2 separate regions of the Mus musculus genome follow, and region 2 is linked to region 1. Evidence: chromatin loops called from intact Hi-C (ENCODE). Cell type or tissue: heart. All regions are shown on one strand. Each heading gives the region's core, and the rest is flanking DNA. Links, peaks and the distances in the headings are about the cores only. Region 1 holds the start of Hspa5 (heat shock protein 5). Region 2 overlaps Phf19 (PHD finger protein 19).

Evidence for each region. Peaks named below come from ENCODE experiments on the same cell type or tissue, not always from the same donor. Only the 100,000 strongest peaks of a DNase experiment are listed, where the experiment ranks them.
Region 2: it touches region 1 in a loop (2.1-fold over the local background); 6 of 42 quality-filtered maps call a loop at or near these places.

What each region holds. Positions count from the first base shown.
Region 1 is chr2:34,769,778-34,774,167 of GRCm38, forward strand. Hspa5 (heat shock protein 5) reads left to right here and starts at 2,313. Exons shown (of 9, transcript NM_001163434.1): 1 at 2,313-2,369; 2 at 2,452-2,669; 3 at 2,782-3,013; 4 at 3,393-3,530; 5 at 4,044-4,156; 6 at 4,251-4,390. The coding sequence starts at 2,545. In heart, for the core only: no CTCF peak of the experiment used is centred there; a DNase peak (open chromatin) is centred at 2,164; H3K4me3 peaks cover 3,750 bases; H3K27ac peaks cover 2,385 bases.
Region 2 is chr2:34,904,728-34,909,117 of GRCm38, forward strand. Phf19 (PHD finger protein 19) reads right to left here. Exons shown (of 15, transcript NM_028716.4): 4 at 2,278-2,373; 5 at 1,731-1,831; 6 at 723-871. Among named protein-coding and RNA genes, the nearest start is that of Phf19, 7.1 kb to the right of the region's middle. In heart, for the core only: a CTCF peak has its summit at 2,486 (motif pointing left); DNase peaks (open chromatin) are centred at 474, 2,254 and 2,694; H3K4me3 peaks cover 907 bases; H3K27ac peaks cover 758 bases.

The DNA of each region.
Region 1 (4,390 bases), core at 391-4,390:
GCTCTTCCAAAGGTCCTGAGTTCAAATCCCAGCAACCACATGGTGGCTCACAACCATCTGTAATGAGATCTGATGCCCTCTTCTGGGGTGTCTGAAGACAGCCTACAGTGTACTTACATAAAATAAATAAATAAATCTTTTTTAAAAAAAAAGAGAGACAGGATGAAACTGAAATTTGATTTTAGTGTAAACTGACTGCTGTAATATATATACAGACAAGCTTGAAATGACATGAAGTTGTAATGTGGTCAAGTAGTGATTTCCATTTTTCCCCCCTTTGAGGTAGGGTCTCAACATGTAGCCTTGGCTGTCTTTGTACTAACCAGGCTGGCCTCTAACTCAGAGAGATCCCCTGCTTCTGCCTCCTACGTGCTGAGACTAAAGGTGTGCACCAGTAGATTGGGCTTAGTGATTCTATCTTAATACTAGTCTGATGCAACCCAAAGGAAGATCAATGTTATGACAGTATTACAAGCCTGACTGAAAGAGCTGTGTGATGCAACTTCTATAGCAAGGATGGAGTTGACTGAGTCACTAATCTTTGAGGAATGAGAAAGGAAAAAAATTCCTGAACACTGATTCATAGGCTCAACATTTTAGTGACTGTGCGTGTGATGTTTTAGTAGTATTTGCACAGTGTACTTATGAAGCTCAGAATACATTTAATAGGAATACTGGAGTCATTTCCTGCCTGTAATAAATGGCCCAAGTAGCCTTCATAAGCATGTCTATAAGGACTTGGGGTGCAGAGATGGTGGACCTGAGAGTTCAAGGCCAGCCTGGTGGACATGTTGAGCTCCAGGCCTGGAGACAGATGTCAGTTGTGTAGCATGCATAGATGCAAGTCCCATGGTAGTACATGCCTATGCCTGAAGTTCTCAGCACTTGGGAGGTATAGATAGAAGAAACAGAAGTTCAAAGTCATTTGCTACACAGTTTGAAGACTGGGGGTGCATGAAATTTGTCTTTAAACAACAAAAAAGGGTGGTGGTGGTGGGAATCAATAGTATAAATTATGGAGTAAAATCAACCGGGTTATTAACTATATTCTCAGCACTTATCAATCGACCATTCTAGCTATTTAATCGCTCTTGGTCTCAATGGTCTCTTCTGGAAAATGGGAAAAATGTACCAAGACTTGAATATGAATAAATGACACATGGAAAACACATAGGAGGATCAGTAGTTATAGACCAGCTTGGGCCTGTGTACAATGCCTCTCAAAATACATAAAACAAAACAATGAAGTACATAATAAGCTCAAGTAGTAACTTGTTTTGTTTGTCCCCCAACATACTATTATAAAAGAGTAAAGCATCAGCAAGACTTTTTTGTCTGCTAAACGTCTTTAGCATTATCAGCCCTATTCCAAGAGTCGAATAGGGTGGTGTCAAGAAGGAAGAGGGAAAGAGGAAGGACTTATAAATAATAACCAGTGTCATAAATGGAAATGCTATGCTAGAACAGGTTAGCGAACAATAAGGCGCTACGAGAGAGAGAGAGAGAGAGAGAGAGAGAGAGAGAGAGAAGAAAAGATACATCTCATGGTGGAAAGTGCTCGTTTGACCATAGTACTGAATCTCCGCGGCGGAGAAAGGGAATAGGTTACAATTGGCCAGGCCAATCCTGGGACTTAACCCCGGCAAAGGGAAGATTCGAAAGGCCTGGAAAGACACATACGGCTAGCCTTGGGGTGAAGGAGAAACACGGTTAGCTGAGAAGCACCAGGATTCTCAGCGAGGCAGAATCCAGATCAGGCCCCAGCTCGAGACGTGCAGGCCGGGCGAGTAACAGGGCCTGGACTCTGGGACATCCGAGAACGTGTGGAGGCTGGGGAGGGCGATCACAGCTGAGGCCGGGCAGCTCAGGACGCGGGGAATCGAGGAGGAGAAAGGCCGCGTACTTCTTCAGAGTGAGAGACAGAAAAGGAGACCCCGAGGGAACTGACACGCAGACCCCACTCCAGTCCCCGGGGGCCTGGCGTGAGGGGAGGACCTGAACGGTTACCGGCGGAAACGGTCTCGGGGTGAGAGGTCACCCGAAGGACAGGCAGCTGCTGAACCAATAGGACCAGCGCTCAGGGCGGATGCTGCCTCTCATTGGTGGCCGTTAAGAATGACCAGTAGCCAATGAGTCAGCCCGGGGGGCGTAGCAATGACGTGAGTTGCGGAGGAGGCCGCTTCGAATCGGCAGCAGCCAGCTTGGTGGCATGGACCAATCAGCGGCCTCCAACGAGTAGCGACTTCACCAATCGGAGGCCTCCACGACGGGGCTGTGGGGAGGGTATATAAGGCGAGTCGGCGACGGCGCGCTCGATACTGGCCGAGACAACACTGACCTGGACACTTGGGCTTCTGCGTGTGTGTGAGGTAAGCGCCGCGGCCTGCTGCTAGGCCTGCTCCGAGTCTGCTTCGTGTCTCCTCCTGACCCCGAGGCCCCTGTCGCCCTCAGACCAGAACCGTCGTCGCGTTTCGGGGCCACAGCCTGTTGCTGGACTCCTAAGACTCCTGCCTGACTGCTGAGCGACTGGTCCTCAGCGCCGGCATGATGAAGTTCACTGTGGTGGCGGCGGCGTTGCTGCTGCTGGGCGCGGTGCGGGCCGAGGAGGAGGACAAGAAGGAGGATGTGGGCACGGTGGTCGGCATCGACTTGGGGACCACCTATTCCTGGTAAGTGGTATCCGTCGAAGGAGGAGGGGGTGGGGAGGAGTGGGGCGTGGCCTCCGGGGCCAGCGTGAGAAAGTGAGGTGCTGATTCCTTTTCTGTGGGGTTTCCCCGTCAGCGTCGGTGTGTTCAAGAACGGCCGCGTGGAGATCATAGCCAACGATCAGGGCAACCGCATCACGCCGTCGTATGTGGCCTTCACTCCTGAAGGGGAGCGTCTGATTGGCGATGCGGCCAAGAACCAACTCACGTCCAACCCCGAGAACACGGTCTTCGATGCCAAGCGCCTCATCGGACGCACTTGGAATGACCCTTCGGTGCAGCAGGACATCAAGTTCTTGCCATTCAAGGTCGGACCCGTTTTTTTTTTCTCATGCTAATGGGGCGGCTGGGGTGATAGGAGTATTTAGGGGTTGCCACTTGGCCAAAAACACTGTTCAAAGGACTTAAAAGAATGTGTTCGGAATTTATGTAACGGTTTTACATCTAGTCGTTTTTAGTGTGTTATAAAACATGACACACTGTTAACAATGTCTAGAAGTTGAAACAGACTAAAACTGTCGATCTATCTACAATACAGCTGTGCTCAGTTTTAGTTGTGATTTCCCCCTAAGGGACAGAGATGAATCAAGCTATGGGAGGGAGGAAATGGATTTTTTTTTTTAAATCGTTTGTGGTGTCATTGTTTCCTCTTCGGAAAAATTACCTTTAAATTACTTTATGCCATAGGTGGTTGAAAAGAAAACTAAACCGTACATTCAAGTTGATATTGGAGGTGGGCAAACCAAGACATTTGCCCCAGAAGAAATTTCTGCCATGGTTCTCACTAAAATGAAGGAGACTGCTGAGGCGTATTTGGGAAAGAAGGTGAATAACGTGTGAAACAGTGTTGAGTGTTTGATTGCTGTTGCTCCCCCTCGATGACTTGTGTAGGGAAGCCTTCATGGTTTGAAACCTTTCAATTTTTTTTTAAAGATTTATTTATTATTATACATAATTTCACTGTAGCTGACTTCAGACACACCAGAAGAGAGTGTCAGATCTCATTATGGGTGGTTGTGAGCCACCATGTGGTTGCTGGGATTTGAACTCAGGACCTTCGGAAGAGCAGTCAGTGCCCTTACCTGCCGAGCCATCTCACCAGCCCCAGAAACCTTTCAATCTTAACTTTTAGTGATTTAGTGTTTTGTGGGAGGTCAAGGTATATGCTAGTCAGCCTTTATGAGTTACCACTGCTTAATTCTAATGACAAAAGCGTATGATATAGCAGTAAACTGACTTAGAAACTGTTGTGGCTTGACTAGTTGATAAGAGTGACAGAAGTGAGAACACCATGTACTTCAATCATCTTTAAGTATGATTGCACGGTTGTCCTTCTAGGTTACCCATGCAGTTGTTACTGTACCAGCTTACTTCAATGATGCCCAGCGACAAGCAACCAAAGATGCTGGCACTATTGCTGGACTGAATGTCATGAGGATCATCAATGAGCCGTAAGTATGGGACTCAGAGCTCTACCATATTCCCAAGTGGGGGGGAAATATGAACCCCTGACCAAGCTTTCTTCCCTCCTCTTCATCCTCACAGTACAGCAGCTGCTATTGCATATGGCCTGGATAAGAGAGAGGGAGAGAAGAACATCCTTGTGTTTGACCTGGGTGGCGGCACCTTCGATGTGTCTCTTCTCACCATTGACAATGGTGTCTTTGAAGTGGTGGCCACTAATG
Region 2 (4,390 bases), core at 210-4,209, 130 kb after region 1:
TCCCCTGGGACCAGACCTGCTTTATGGCAGCTATTCTACCCCCTGGGCCCGCCTCTAAAGCTTGGCCCTCACAGACCACTCTGGGTCTCCCTCCTGAAGCCTCCTGCAAAGTGACACAGCCTCAACATTAAAATCTGCCCTCCCTAAAATGACATCGCGGATCCGCCCCTCCAGATACCGCCTCCATGGCCTGACACCTAGGCTCCACCCTTCCGACTGTCACTTTCAGGCCCGTCCTCCCTAGACCTAATACTCAGCTGGCACTCTGGATTTGCCCATCCAAGACACGCCTCCAAGGCCTGACACTAAAGCCCCGCCTCGCAGCTGTCACTCTGGGTCCACCTCTCTAGATCCCGCCTTCACAGTCTGACACTCGGACCCCGCCCCTGAGCTGTCAAATTTCTCTAGGTCCCGCCTCTACAGCGTGACACTAAGGCCCCGCCCCATGGCTCCAGGTCCGCCCCTCCAGATCCCGCCTCCAGACGCTCACACCCCACAGCCCAGCTGTCACTCCAAGTTAACCCCTCCAGAGTCTGACGCTCAGGCCCCGCCTCTAAGCTGTCACTTGGAGTGCGCCCCTCCAGGTTCCGCCTCCAGAGCCAGTTACTCAAGCCCGCCCCGCCCCTCAGGCTGTCACTCAGGCTCCGCCCCCTGAGTTGAGGTTCTCCCGGAGCCTGTCAGTCCCACCCTGCAGTCCCACGTGCCCCGCTCTGTAGCCTTACTCTCCAGGCCCGCCGCAGTAGCAGTAGCATTGCTGCTGGTTAGTGCGATGGGGCGAGTCCCAATCGAGTTCCTCCGGCTGGTAGGACAGCACCATTTTCACTGCCTGCAGCGTCTTGGCGATGGCGCCTTTCTTCAAAGCGCCACCTTTCTAGGGGGAGATAAAGTCCAGGTCACCAACCACACCTGTCAGCACATAGCTATCAGGAGAAATGCTGCCAGGGTTTGGGGAGACGCAGGCATTTTATGAGCATCAGAAAAACGAGGAACTTTTTCTTACCAATCCTAAACCCATCCTGTTCCCCTTAGAGATATTCATTAATAGCATCAGTTGTAGTAAGGACACACACACACACACACACACACACACACACACACACAGAGTCTGTGAAAGAATATATTTATCTTAACAAGAGTTAAAAAAAAAAAAAAAGAAGTAGCCGGGCGTGGTGGCACATGCCTTTAATCCCAGCACTCGGGAAGCAGAGGCAGGCGAATTTCTAAGTTCGAGGCCAGCCTGGTCTACAAAATGAGTTCCAGGACAGCTAGGGCTATACAGAGAAACCCTGTCTCGAAAAACCAAAAAACAAACAAACAAACAAAAAACCCAAAAACAAACAACAAAACAAAACAAAACAACAACAACAAAAAACAAAACCAACCAACCAACCAACCAAACAAAAGAAGTAATAAAAATAATACCACGTGTTAGGGGCAGGTACATATCATTGTCTTTTAATAGCACATGGCCCTTTATTGGGGACCTCCTACTGACACAAAACTGTCCATTTTATGGTTGGGGAAACTTGAGGTTTAGAGAGATTCTGAAATCTGGTCTAAGACAGTGAGCACCCTGTGTCTCCATGGACCAAGTGAAGCCCTTCTGCCTAGAGTACAGCATCAGCAATGAAGTCTCAGGCCTGAGTCTCTGGGGCTCTGGTCTGGCCAGTCGGAAGGCAAGGGCTGGGGGTGGGGGGTGGGACTGGGGGTGGGGGTAGGGAGGTGCTCACCCTCACAGCCAGTGCGAAAATGCAGCGTCGGCAGAACCAATGAGTGAGGAGGGGCCAGTTGGCATCAACTGCGATGGGGATGTGGCACTGTTGGTGGTAACCTGGGGTGAAGGTGGGGATTGCGAATCACTCACTCACAAGGGAACAGTGGCCCAAGGTCAGTTGGCCATAGGCAGCGAGACTAGCTGAGCTATGGCAAGCCCTAGGGAGCTCTGCCTGCCAGCTTTCAGGGTACTGGCTGGTGGTACCCACCCAGAAGCCAAGCTGATAACCAGTAAGGCACAAAAAGACAGTACTGGCCACTGCAAGAGGCACCAAGGGCTGGCTTCAGCACCTGCCTTCCTCTGCCTAGGAGGGCCACAAACTACATTTCCCATTGCTTTTGGTCACCTTTCCCCAAGGCAGGAGGAACCCAGGATAGGAGAAATAGGAAGCTAGCTGGGACCACAGCAAGTGCGATGTGGGAGGGGCCACAAAGTGGGAGGGACCACAAAGTGGGAGGGGCCCGCAGGGCAGTGCCTTCACAGTGAGCTGTTCACCCACTCACCCAGGCCACACTTCCCACAGATGAGGATCTCGTTCATAGGCCCTGAAGTCTTCCCCATGCAGACGTCACACTTGGGCTCCTCTCCCGGAACACCAGCTGAAAAAGAAGTCCCCTCAACTCAGATCCAGCTCACACCACCAAGAACTAGTCAGAATCATCTGCTGGGAGGGAATCTACACTTGGATCTGGGGAGGAGCTCTTAGGCCCCCTACTGGGAAATTTAGTTCTGCTGTTCAGCTAAGTTGACACAGAGTCTAGATATACGTTATACCCATTCAGCCTTAACCAGAGATGCGTCTGCTTCCTGTGAGCTTCGGAGAGTGCAGAAACAGCTGTATAAAATGCAGAGAATAAGAGACACTTGAAGCTCAGCTCTAAACACGACTTCCACACCATACCCTCATGGGACACTCTTGAAGAGGGGCCAGAATGAACGTAAGAGCTGAGAGGCCGGAATAAGGACTGTGAAATGCCATTGTCTGAGTGTAGCCCCTGTAATGAACTCTTAGCAACTGCAGATGACAAAGGGTCTACATAAGAATGGATCCATCCACACCAGATATTGACGGCAGGGCCACAGGGTGCCTATCTTTCACTGCTGAGCAAACCCTGTCTGGGGGGGGGGGGAATGTAGGTTTATAATGAGACTCTATGTTCCCATCATGATCCTCATCTGTGGGAAGTGTGGCCTGGGCGAGTGGGTGAACAGCTCACTGTGAAGACCCTGCCCTGCTGAGCAATTTCATATTGATACATTTGGGGAGGGGATGGTGAGTTACTGCCTTCAGCTGTGTACCCATTGATTCTACTGGATTCCAGTAGGTAGTCCCGGTCCAACAGACACACAGATGACCAAAGGGGTCACACAACAAAACCAAACATCAACCATCTGGGAAAGGGGCAGGGAGGGAGGAGGGAAGAGATGGGGGGGGAGCACTAGGGAGGATTGAGGAGAGTGTAACCAGAATGTACCAGTATAAAACTGTCAGGGACTTTAGTTGTTAAAGCAATCATAATAAAAATCGCAGAGCAGGAACTGAGCTGCTGAGCACCGCGCTTCACACCCCACCCCACCCCACAAGCAGCCTCGATGAATCTCCCCAGGCTCTCAGAGGTGTCTCCTAACACCTGCTCCAAAGATGGGGAAACTGAGGCTCAAGAAGTCAGGGTCCTTGCTCAGCTGGGAAGCACGAGAGTGAGATTCAAACACACCACCACTGCTCCGCTAAGTCTTTGCACCTCGGGCACATCCAGTTCCCTCTCCTACCTATTCCAACCTGTTTTATGTTTAAACATTTTTGTGTCAAGTGACATTTAAAATGCCTACTTTGTGATAAGAATGTAGGTTTTTTTGTTTTTGGTTTATTTTTGGTTTTTCGAGACAATAGTTTCTCTGTGTAGCCCTGGCTGTCCTGGAACTCACTTTGTAGACCATAGACCAGGCTGGCCTCGAACTCAGAAATCCACCTGCCTCTGCCTCCCAAGTGCTGGGATTGAAGGTGTGAGCCACCACGCCCAGCTTAAAAATGTAGGTTTATAATGAGACTATGTTCCCATCAATCGTGAACTCACAGAAAGTCCTATTTAAACAACAGCCTCACTCACATCTCCTCCCTGTTATTTCAATTCAAGACCCAGACACCCATTCATCTTTCTGTAACCACTGCAGCTACATTTCTAGTCAGAGTTCTCTTAAAGCACACTGCATAGCCTTTATTGCATCTGAAGTCACTTTTATTTCCAAATGTCTAGGAAATTGAAATGTCACTACAAATTTGTGTTTTGAATCAAAATACAAAGTCCAGATTTAGTGACCAGTTAATTTGTTTATCTTAGCTTATTTTAGACCTGGGGTTTAGACCCAGAGCCTGTTCTTGCTGGGTACTCTCTCTCCCACTGAAGTAAACCCCAACTGCTAATACAGTTATGGAACGGCTCCCTTTTTTGTCTTCTTTTGTTAAATATATTTTTATATCTCAAGTGTTTGAATGGCTATGTTAAGTATATTTCTCCTTTTGGAGGGTGCAGTGATGCTAGGCATCAAACCAAAGACTGTACATTCTAGGTAACGCATACCCTGACCTACAAATGCAACTTTCCGGTGTCTATATAT